Linked DNA regions of Homo sapiens: region 2 is linked to region 1. Evidence: read pairs that join two places in POLR2A ChIA-PET (ENCODE). Cell type or tissue: A673. All regions are shown on one strand. Links, peaks and the distances in the headings refer to the core of each region. The heading gives the core; the rest is flanking DNA. Region 1 overlaps SLC39A11 (solute carrier family 39 member 11). Region 2 overlaps VCF1 (VCP nuclear cofactor family member 1).

The links. Peaks named below come from ENCODE experiments on the same cell type or tissue, not always from the same donor. Only the 100,000 strongest peaks of a DNase experiment are listed, where the experiment ranks them.
Region 2: POLR2A ChIA-PET joins it to region 1 with 11 read pairs; 4 of 35 experiments call an interaction of 5 or more read pairs at or near these places.

The regions. Positions count from the first base shown.
Region 1 is chr17:72,699,328-72,704,708 of GRCh38, reverse strand. The region is part of intron 7 of SLC39A11 (solute carrier family 39 member 11); the gene reads left to right. Among named protein-coding and RNA genes, the nearest start is that of LINC00511, 62 kb to the right of the region's middle. In A673, for the core only: no CTCF peak of the experiment used is centred there; DNase peaks (open chromatin) are centred at 1,488 and 2,208.
Region 2 is chr17:73,208,721-73,214,059 of GRCh38, reverse strand. It overlaps VCF1 (VCP nuclear cofactor family member 1), which reads left to right. Exons shown (of 4, transcript NM_001098832.2): 3 at 1,320-1,382; 4 at 4,292-5,339. The coding sequence ends at 4,531. Among named protein-coding and RNA genes, the nearest start is that of COG1, 18 kb to the right of the region's middle. In A673, for the core only: a CTCF peak has its summit at 3,503; no DNase peak of the experiment used is centred there.

The DNA of each region.
Region 1 (5,381 bases), core at 74-5,073:
TGCCAGGTCATGCTAAGGTATGAGAGGGGACCTTCATACCCCTGGTCCTTCATGGTTGATTCCATTGGTTTGTGGATAAAATGCACACAGATGGCGCTTTGGCTTTTTTGAGGGACAGCATCACTTTATGCATAGAGTCTACCATAAAATTCAGGGCCTTGCAGGACCCACTGAAAAGCGTATCAAATAAAAGGGATTTGTCAACATACATCCTCATCTTTACTGTTATTCCTTAGGACCAGTGAATCTAGCCGCATCTTTGACTTCTTTAATCTAAATGATGGGAAAACTGGGGAGCTGTTCTCCAGAAAGGGAGCCTAGCACCACATTAGAGCAAGGACCCTGAAGTCAGACTTCCTAGGTCCAAATCGAGGTGCTGCGATTTACTAGCTACATAGTCTTGAACAAGTGAATCGAGATCTCTGTACCTTGGTTTCCTCATCTGTCAGTGAGGGATGATAATAGTTTATCTCCCATAAGAAGATTACATGAACTAGCAAGTTGATATGTCTAAAATGCTCCATACAGTGTTTGGGCAAATAGCAGGTATGCTCTGGTAAAAATAATAGTTGTTGTTGTTTTGGAAAGAGTCTCACTCCGTCGTCCAGGCTAGAGTACAGTGGCATGATCGCAGCTCACTGCAACCTCCACCTCCCAGGTTCGAGTGGTTCTCATGGCTCAGCCTCCCAAGTAGCTGAGACTACAGGCGCATGCCACCATGCCCGGCTAATTTTTGTATTTTTAGTAGAGATGGGGTTTCACCATGTTGGCCAGGCTGGTCTTGAACTCCTGGCTTCAAAGGATTCACCCACCTCGGCCTCCCGAAGTGCTGGGATTACAGGCATGAGCCACCACCCCCGGCCAACAGTTTGTCTTATTTTGAGGTGGGTTCCTCTGTTTAGGGATCATCAAACAGAGAAATTAATTTCTAAGCCTCTCCCAAAGAGACACTGAGATAGAAGATAGCTAAACATCTCCTATGTTCATTCAGGTTCTTGGTTTCTGAAAACTCTGAGTTGATCTTGGTTGGCCATGGATGTTAACAGTTTTCCAAAATGGATTTAAGGACTGAATCTGTCTGGACTTCAGTTTGGCCATGGAGAAACAGATCATCAGAAAAGTGGGGGCAGGAAACCTTACTCTGTGTGTTTCACGGGCATATTGTCAAGACAAAGAATGTGGGTGACATGCTTGGAACCCTGTGGGGTATCGCCCCCCAACCCCCCATGTTACCTTTACCCCAGCAAGAAAATGCCCATTCAAAGGTGTTCTTTTGCTTACTGTGTCTCCTTATTATAATAGTTCTCCTATTTCTCCCCACACGGAACTGCTATAATTAAAAGGCCATCAGCTTTGCATATCATTACTTGGCTATAAAAATTTCTGCAAGTTGGAACTTGAGTGTAGAGGGATTTGGCTTTGATGCACAGGGTTTATGTTGCTGTCTTTCTCGCTCCTAAAGCACATACACACCAGCACATCAGTCCCACATGCAGGACTTTTCATTGCCTTGTGGTTTGGAAGGGATCCACTCCTGATGGAAACCCCCTAATATCTCAGGAAAAGCCTATAAAATAAACCCAAGTGGGAGGAAGAGGCAGACAGATGAAGACCTGCCAACCGACAGCTCTGGTGTCTGGTGATGGGGCGGTAAGGGAGCTTAGGAGATCAGGCAGCCCATTTATGTCTTCTTTCTTTCTGACTCCCAACCCCACAAAGACAGAGGGAATCAATTTTTTTTTTCCTTTCTTCCATTTTTTTTTTTTTTTGGTGAGATGGAGTCTCACTCTGTCACCCAGGCTGGAGTGCAGTGGCGTGATCTTGGCTCACTGCAACCTCCACCTCCAGGGTTCAAGCGATTCTCCTGCCTCAGCCTCCTGAGTAGCTGGAATTACAGGCATGCACCACCACACCTGGCTAATTTTTGTATTTTTAGTAGAGACGGAGTTTCACCGTGTTGGCCAAGCTGGTCTGGAACTCCTGACCTCAAGTGATCCACCCGCCTCAGCCTCCCAAAGTGTTGGGATTACATTTGTGAGCCACCATGCCTGGCTGGAATCCACTCTTAAAATTCCCTGGAAAAGAGGAATTCCCATACTCTCCCATGGACCCTTCCTGCTTTTGTGCAAATATGACTGCTAGAACTTGGCACTGTCGTGTACTTTGATGACTCATTTGGTAGAGTGGAAGACCGTCGGTCTCTAGAACTTGGCACTGTTGATCATCTGGTAGATAATTCTTTGTTGTAGGCGGGGGGTGCCCTGTGCATTAGCCTCTTCCCACTAGATGCCTTCCCCCTAGTTGTGACAACCAAAAATGTCTGCAGACATTGCCCACTGTTCCCTAGGGGTCCAAATTGGCCTGGTTGAGACCACCACCCTAGGTAGTACATGCTTCAAGCACTTGAAGGCCTACTATGTGCCAGCCACTGTGCTAGGTGCTGCCTAAAGAAAAAAACAGTAGCCTCCTATCTTTGGACTCAGTAGAACACAGGAAGATAGGGTTAGCTTGCGAGTTTATGAGAGCATGTGGATTGGTATATCCAAGGTTAGTGATCTGTCCACCCTGAGAAATGTCTATGTTCTTTTTTATTTTATTTTATGGAGACAGAGTCTCACTCCATTACCTAGGCTGGAGTGCAGTGGTGTGATCACAGCTCACTGCAGCCTCCATCTCCCAGGCTCAGGCAATCTTCCCACCTCAGCCTCCTGAGTAGCCAGGACTACAGGCAGGCACCACCACAGCTGGCTAATTTTTAAACATTCTATAGAGATGGGGTCTCTTTATATCACCCAGGCTGGTCTCAAACTTAACTTCTGGGCTCAAACAGTCCTTCCACCTCAGCTTCCCACAGTGCTGAGATTACAGGCGTGAGCCACCACACTCTGCGTGTCTATGTTCTTTTTTTTTTTCTTTTCCTTCCTTCCTTCCTTTTCTTTCTCTTTCTTTCTTTCTCTTTTTCTTTTTTTTTTTTTTTTTTTGAGACAGAATCTCCCTCTGTCTCCCAGGCTGGAGTACAGTGGTACAACCTCGGCTCCCTGCAACCTCCGCCTCCCAGGTTCAAGCAATTCTTGTGCTTCAGCCTCCCCAGTAGCTGGGACTACAGGCATGCACCACCACACCTGGCTAATTTTTGTATTTTTAGTAGAGACAGGGTTTCACCATGTTGGCCAGGCTGGTCTCGAACTCCTGACCTCAGGTATCTGCCCACTTCGGCCTCCCAAAGTGCTGGGATTACAGACATGAGCTACCATGCCTAGCCAGGTCTCTGTTCTTTAAACTGCATCACTCACTATCTCTTGAAAGAGCTCTTTCTGGCCCCACAGCCTTCCTGCTTAGCATCGCCACACAAGGAGATGGTCCCTCAACACCACGTCCTTGTGTGCCCTCCTCAGTGGAGAGCGGAGCTAGTTTTTGTCCTCCATAGATCCCCACTTCTGAGGCTTGATCAGCTTCCTCCACACCTCCCTCTCTTCAGGCGAAATTCCAGGTCTTTAACCTCCTGGAAGGCATTGTTGGCAGTGCCAAAACCATGCCAAACATCTGGGTGAGAACTGCAAAATGAGACCAGTTCTTCCAAAGTTTCCCAGCTCTGCCACTGGGATGGAATGTGATGGAAGGTGAATGTGGCCCCCAAGCACGTCGTCCCATCTGAGCTTGGTGGAGCTTCAGGCTGCAGGTTGTGCAGGGCCCACGTGTACCACGTGTGTCAGCCTGATATGGCTTGGCTATGTTCCCACCCAAATCTCATCTTGAATTGTAGCTCCCCTAATTCCCTTATGTTGTGGGAGGGGCCCAGTGGGAGATAATTGAATCATGGGGGTGGTTTCCCATATGCTGTTCTCATGGTAGTGGATAAGTCTCAGGAGATCTGATGGTTTTATAAGGGGAAACCCGTTTCGCTTGGCTGTCACTCTTCTCTTGTCTGCCGCCATGTGAGATGTGCCTTTCACCTTCTGCCATGACTGTGAGGCCTCCCCATCCACGTGGAATTGTGAGTCCATTAAATCTCTTTCTTTTGTACATTGCCCAGTCTTGGGTATGTCTTTATGAACAGCGTGAAAACGGACTAATACACAGCCCCACCTCTGTCTTACCCCTTTCTTGCCCTTGCCTTGGATTGCTTGTTCTGTCTCCTTCATTAAGGCCTGGGGACCCTGGGGGCAGGGCTGTGCATTCTGACTCCTGTGTCCCTTCCCTGGCAGTCCCCAGCCCCGCCTTTCATGGCGGTGTATCTTGGAGATGTTCAGAAACCACTGAATACATCCAGATGTTGGCTGTTGTATATAAAAATAGTTAAATGTCCTCCTGGCATTTTAGGTTTCCTTCAAACTGTATGTGATTCAGAAGCAGCTGTACTTACTGCCCAAAGATTAGATAGAAATGACTTTATGATTCTGAGATTTAAAATGACCGCTCCACCCCAACTGTTAATGGAAAACTATTAAAAAATAAAATTGCAGTCAAGTTCTTTGTCCTGGTAGAATGCAGTAGAACAAGCACAGGATGTGAAATACGGATTTTAACAAAGATGCTGACCCAAACTTTGCCCATCTCCCGCCAAAGAAGCCAGCAGCATCATGTCCCTTCGCCCCAGGCGCACGATGGCAGGCTGACTGGCAACCAAGATTACACATTCAACCTTCGTCTCCCAAGAGCTTCTGTTCTTGCAGAAACCCCTGATCTATCTTGCCATAAGTCAGGTACCAGAAGTACCACTCTGGAGGAGGCCAGCTCCTGTGTTGAGGTTTTTCGTGGACTGATTTTTTTGGTGTGGGTCTCTACCAAACCCCAGATGCTGAAAAGGGCCTCCAGAGGGGCGGATGTAGGTAGCAAACCCGAAAGCTAGTGATTTCAGGATTTCAGCTACCCATCCCCTGCCAAGTAAGATGAATCACATGCGGTGGAGTTAACAGCACAGAGCAACACAGAAGGCTTTGTCCCCTGGTCCCTGGCTGACAAATCCACAGCCCTGGCCGCCCTTGCCAGCTCTGTCTCAGGGTTGCTCTGTCCCCAGAGATCTTTAAATGTGGGATAGGCAGGCATCTATCCCAAGTGTTTACAGCATGGCCCCAAGGCAAGGAGTGGATTAAACTCTTTCTAGAAATATGTTTCAGCCTTAGAGGAGGGACAAGGAGGCAGCTGTTATTAATGAATGAATGGATAGACCAGCACACATTGCAGGGGCTTCCTGAAGCTCCTCTCCCTCCATCTGAGCTGCTGTAGGGTGCTTAAGAGTAACAGACTGGATAGATTCCCAGGCCAAGCCAGGGCCGCTCCTCTTTGCCCCTACCTCCCAGCAAAGTCTACAGCAAGCTTGCCCAACCCATGGCCCACAGGTCACATGCAGCCCAGGATGGCTTTGAATGCAGCCTAACACA
Region 2 (5,339 bases), core at 340-5,339, 510 kb before region 1:
CAGTATCAATACTTTTCAGTCTCCATTTTGAAGTTAAATGTAATTGAAGACCTTACTTGGTTTCCTAGTAGCATTCTTTTTTTTTCTTTTGAAACAGAGTCTCACTTTGTCACCCAGGCTGGAGTGCAGTGGTGCCATCTCGGCTCAGTACAACCTCTGCCTCCCAGGTTCAAGCGATTCTGCTGTCTCAGCCTCCTGAGAAGCTGGGACTACAGGGATGCGCCACCACGCCCGGCTACTTTTTGTATTTTTAGTAGAGACGCGGTTTCGCCATGTTGGCCAGGCTGGTCTCGAACTCCTGGCCTCAAGTGATCTGCCTGCCTCAGCCTCCCAAAGTGCTGGGATTACAGGTGTGAGCCACCATGCCTGGCCCATGGTAGCATTCTTTAGTTCACTTACTCATTATCAGTTTCTTCCTCAAAAGAAATGTTTTTTGATAGACACTTGAGAAAATAAATTTTAAAATAAAATAGAAGATCCAAATCGTAAATATTTTGTCATATATATCCTTCCAGATTGTTTTTGGTGTATATAAATATATGTATGAATACACTTGAGAAAAACATTTTAAGAATCAACTGATATACTATATATACTGCTTAGTATGAACTGAAATGATGTAAAAAATGATGCCAAAGACTTCGATGTTAGTATATGTATGTCTCTATGATCATTGCTAATGGCTGAATAGAATTTCATCATATATGTATATTAATGGATGTAATATAATTAAACCAATTCTCTATTAGACATTTAGGTTGTTTCCAATTTTTAGCCATTATAAACAAGGCCCAGTAAACACTTTTTTTTTTTTCTTTTGAGACAGTCTTGCTTTGTTGCCAGGCTGGAGTGCAGTGGCGTGATCTCAGCTCACTGCAACCTCCGCCTCCTGGGTTCAAGTGATTCTCCTGCCTCAGCCTCCCAAGCAGCTGGGACTACAGGCACACACCACCACGCCCAGCTAATTTTTGTATTTTTAGTAGAGACGGGGTTTCACCATGTTGGCCAGGAAGGTCTCGATCTCTTGACCTCATGATCTGCCCATCTCAGCCTCCCAAAATGCTGGCATTACAGGCGTGAACCACCGCGCCCAGCCAAGATTTTTTAAATGAACTGGAAATTGCAAATCTACCTAACCCTAAAAAAAATAAAAAATAAAAAAAAATTATGTACAGAAATCTTCCCTAATCTGTTTAAAGAACTTTTGCCTTTTCTTAGAGTAGCATCACCCTTGTGCTATTATAGTACGAAATAGATATAATTTGAGATGAAAACTTGACTTACTAGAAACTGATTGTAGTTCTTGCCTTGATTTTCAGACAGTACCTGTAATGAGAAACAGTAAAGAAAACAGACTAAGAGGAAACAAAGCGTTCTGCGCGGTGGGTTTCTAATTGAGTGTAGTGACCTGTTTGTTAAATATTCATGATTCGCAAGGTGCAAGTGGCCATTCTACATTGTTATACTAGGTTAGGAGACGCCTTTGTAGAATACAATTTTTGTTTTTGACTTTGACTTCTTAAGCCTCTAAGTAAATACAGTTGCAGCTGGCTGCAAATCCTGCTATCTGACTTCATCAGCCCGGCCCATTATCATCCTTTCATGAGGTTTTTATTTTTTTATTTTTTTATTCTAGAAAGAGGGGTTGTCCCCTGCTACCTGTAGGTATTGGGGTATGTGACCATAGCTCCAATGGCCTCGGCACCATCACAAGTCTTGGTTTGAGTCTTGTTAATGATGGCAGCTTTGTGAACATTGCTTGTTTTCATTGTTTCAGATAAGTTATCTATATGCATATTATTGGATGTAATTTTTGGTCAAAAAAGGGATAGAACTAGGATTTTAAGAATCACTTTAAAATATATATCTGTAAACAGCATTTTGTTTAATTTATACATTTTTATAATAAAAATACATAATAACCACATTGCAAAAAAGTTGAAGTGTAGAAAAAGTCAAGCAGCTATAATCTTTCCATCCTAATATAACTACTGTGATTTCGTTCTTTCTTTCCAGTCTTTATTTTTTTTGAGACAGTCTCATTCCGATTGCGTAGGCTGGAGTGCGGTGGTGCAATCTTGGCTCACTGCCACCTCGACCTCCGAGGTTCAAGTGATTCCCCCACCTCAGCTTCCTGAGTAGCTGGGACTATAGGCGCGAGCCACCACGCCCAGATAATTTTTTTGTTTTGTTTTGTTTTTGAGATGGAGTCTTACTCTGTCACTAGGCTGGAGGGCAGTGGCGTGATCTCGGCTCACTGCAACCTTCACCTCCCGGGTTCAAGCGATTCTCTTGCCTCAGCCTCCCTAGTAGCTGGGACCACAGGCACACACCACCATGCCCAGCTAATTTTTGTGTTTTTAGTGGAGATGGGGTTTCACCTTGTTGGCCAGGATGGTCTCGACCTCTTGACCTCGTGATCCACCTGCCTCGGGCTCCCAAAGTGCTGGGATTACAGGCATGAGCCACCGCGCCTGGCCTTTTTTTTTTTTGAGATGAAGTCTTGCTCTTGTTGCCCAGGCTGGGTGCAATGGCGCGATCTCGGCTCACTGCAACCTCCACCCCCCAGGTTCAAGCGATCTCCTGCCTCGGCCTCCCTAGTAGCTGGGATTACAGCCGCCTGCCACCATGCCCGGCTAATTTTTGTATTTTTAATTGATACGGGGTTTCACTATGTTGGCTAGGCTGGTCTCAAAACTCCTGAGGCATGAGCCACTGCACCCGGCCAATTTTTTTGTATTTTTAATGGAGATGGGGGTTTTGCCATGTTGGCCAGGCTGGGGTTTTGCCATGTTGGCCAGGTCTCGAACTCCTGCACTCAAGCAGTCCACCTGCCTCAGCCAACCAAAGTGCTGGGATTACAAGTGTGAGGCACTGCACCTGGCCTCCAGTCTTTTTTTTCTTATGTGTAGACTTTACCTAGTTGTAAGCAGACATTTCAGAACCAATGTCTTTGCCTAAGGGAACATAAATGTGGATGTATTAAACGGCTAAGTTTTAAAAAACAATTATATGCTAGATATTAATTACTAGAATTCTTTCTCATGTGCTGAATACAATATTGTATTGCACTGTAAACACAGAAAGGTACTGCCAATTCAGTTATCAGGGTTGTCATTTATTAGAAATGCAATAGTAAAATTGTAAAATAAGGCTGGGCATGGTGGCTCATGCCTGTAATCTTTCCTGCCTGGCACTTTCAGAGGCCAAGGCAGGAGGATTGCTTGAGCTCAGGAGTTGGAGACCAGCCTGAGCAACATAGCGAGATCTTGTCTCTACTAAAAAAAAAAAAAAAAAAAAAATAACGAGGCATGGTGGCGTACGCTTGTAGTACCAGCTGCTTAGGAAGCTGAGGTGGAACAATTGCTTGAGCCCAGGAGATTGAGGCTGCAGTGAGCTTGATCCACTGCACTCGAGCCTGCGTAACAGAGTGAGACCTTGTCTCCAAAAAAAATTGTAAAATACCATAATTCTGAAATGGGTCCTTCGTGTCACCCTCCCCTTTGAGAGTCCTAGTGGTGGAAGGCGGGAATTTCTGAAAGTGACTTTTTTTTTTTTTTTTTTAAAACATGAACTGCAGAATGAAAGTGACTCTTATCAGGGATCTCCGAGTAGCCTCTCCAAGATGACTAAAACACCAAGTCATGTTAGTTACATTAAAGAAAAAGTTAGGCACGCTCATGTACACACATGTACATATGAACTGCAATAATGCCAACATAAGATAACTTGACCAGAAGTCTATTAAAGTCCTTTCAGGGTCTGTGTCCTGCAGTTACAGAATACCATTTTGTGTCTATGATGATCACAAAATTGGCATAGGCTTTTAGTTTTTATCTTCGCTTATACCCAGAAGCCATCTTATTTGTCACCTTTTTTATACTCTGTCCCAATGACTCATACATTCCCTTGGAGGCTGAGAACTGCCTTCTTTGGTTGGAAATTATTGAAATGAATGGGAAAAGCAGGTATAGAATATGTGCAAAAGAATTAGGATATAGTTGAAAGGATTTGGAGTTAGGCAGCCCGTGCTTGAACCTGGACTGGACCCATCCTCCTAGAGCTGTGTATTAAGGACAATAAACCCTGCTCAGCCTGACAGGGTGGCTGTGAGGAGAGGATGAAACGTTTTAGGAGAGCGTACTTTATCAATTCCAAAGCCCAGTATATGTCTTCATCCTCAAGCTGAACTGGAAAGGTACTCTTAATAGAGCGCTGTACATGAAACCACAGTAAAGCTCTTAAACAAAACAGCCTTATTGTGACCCTGTTTCTTTCTTCTTCCTTCCAGTCTTCAGGCAGTGACAGTGGTGGGAGCAGCAGCAGCAGCAGCAGCAGCATCAATAGCCCGGACAGGGCCAGCGGGCCGGAAGGCAGCTTGAGCCAGACCATGGCCGGATCCAGCCCTAACACGCCTCAGCCCGTGCCCGAGCAGTCCGCGCTGTGCCAAGGCCTCTACTTCCACATCAACCAGACCCTGAGGGAGGCCCACTTCCACAGCCTACAGCACCGAGGGCGGCCTCTGACATGATGTGCCGGCAGTTTCTTGCCTTCTGTGAAGGGACAGCGCTGTGCAGATTTGATATTTCAACTTACAACTTGTTTTAAAAGAAAAATTGCACACGAAAAATGCCTGTTGGCTTTTCAGTCTATATTTGAAATAACAGGTTAACAGGCAGTTGTTTACTTGTGGTTTTGCTGCACTATTGCAATTTCAAAGGGGCTTTGAAGCAATTTTTTATAGGATTCTTTTGAGGGAGGGTATCAAATCTATGTCAAGGTAGTGGTTTGAGGAAAACTCATTCTGTGTGTTGAATCCATAGTATGTCCCATTCAGACTGATTTCCAAATCTGTCAACTAGAAACTCTACTTTATGTAAAGGGCCTTTTAAAAATGCGGGATCTTCAATTTTTTTTATTCAATAAACTAGTAAAGAGTATCTAGTTTCCATGAAAAAACATAAGTTTTTTTCCAAAATATAGGAAGCTTGATTCAGTCTTGCACTGAAATTAACTGCCATACTACCTCTCAGTATGTAGATGTTCTATTGAAAGTACTCTCTCCTGTGTAACAGGAGAACAATCAGATCCAATTCAGACTGTCAGTGAAGCACACTCCCTAATAATAGTCTCTACTCTTTGTTATATATTTGTATTTCCAGAGAGAATGTCTTTTAGATTCTTGTATACCCAGATAACTTCTGTGTCACTATTCCACCAGAGTCTGCACCTCAGACTTTAGTAGGAAACATGGCACAGTTCTGCAAGTAAAGTAATATGTAATGACTTTTTGTCCTACAAACTTGGTCAGTCAGCAGCTTACATGATCTCATTGACAA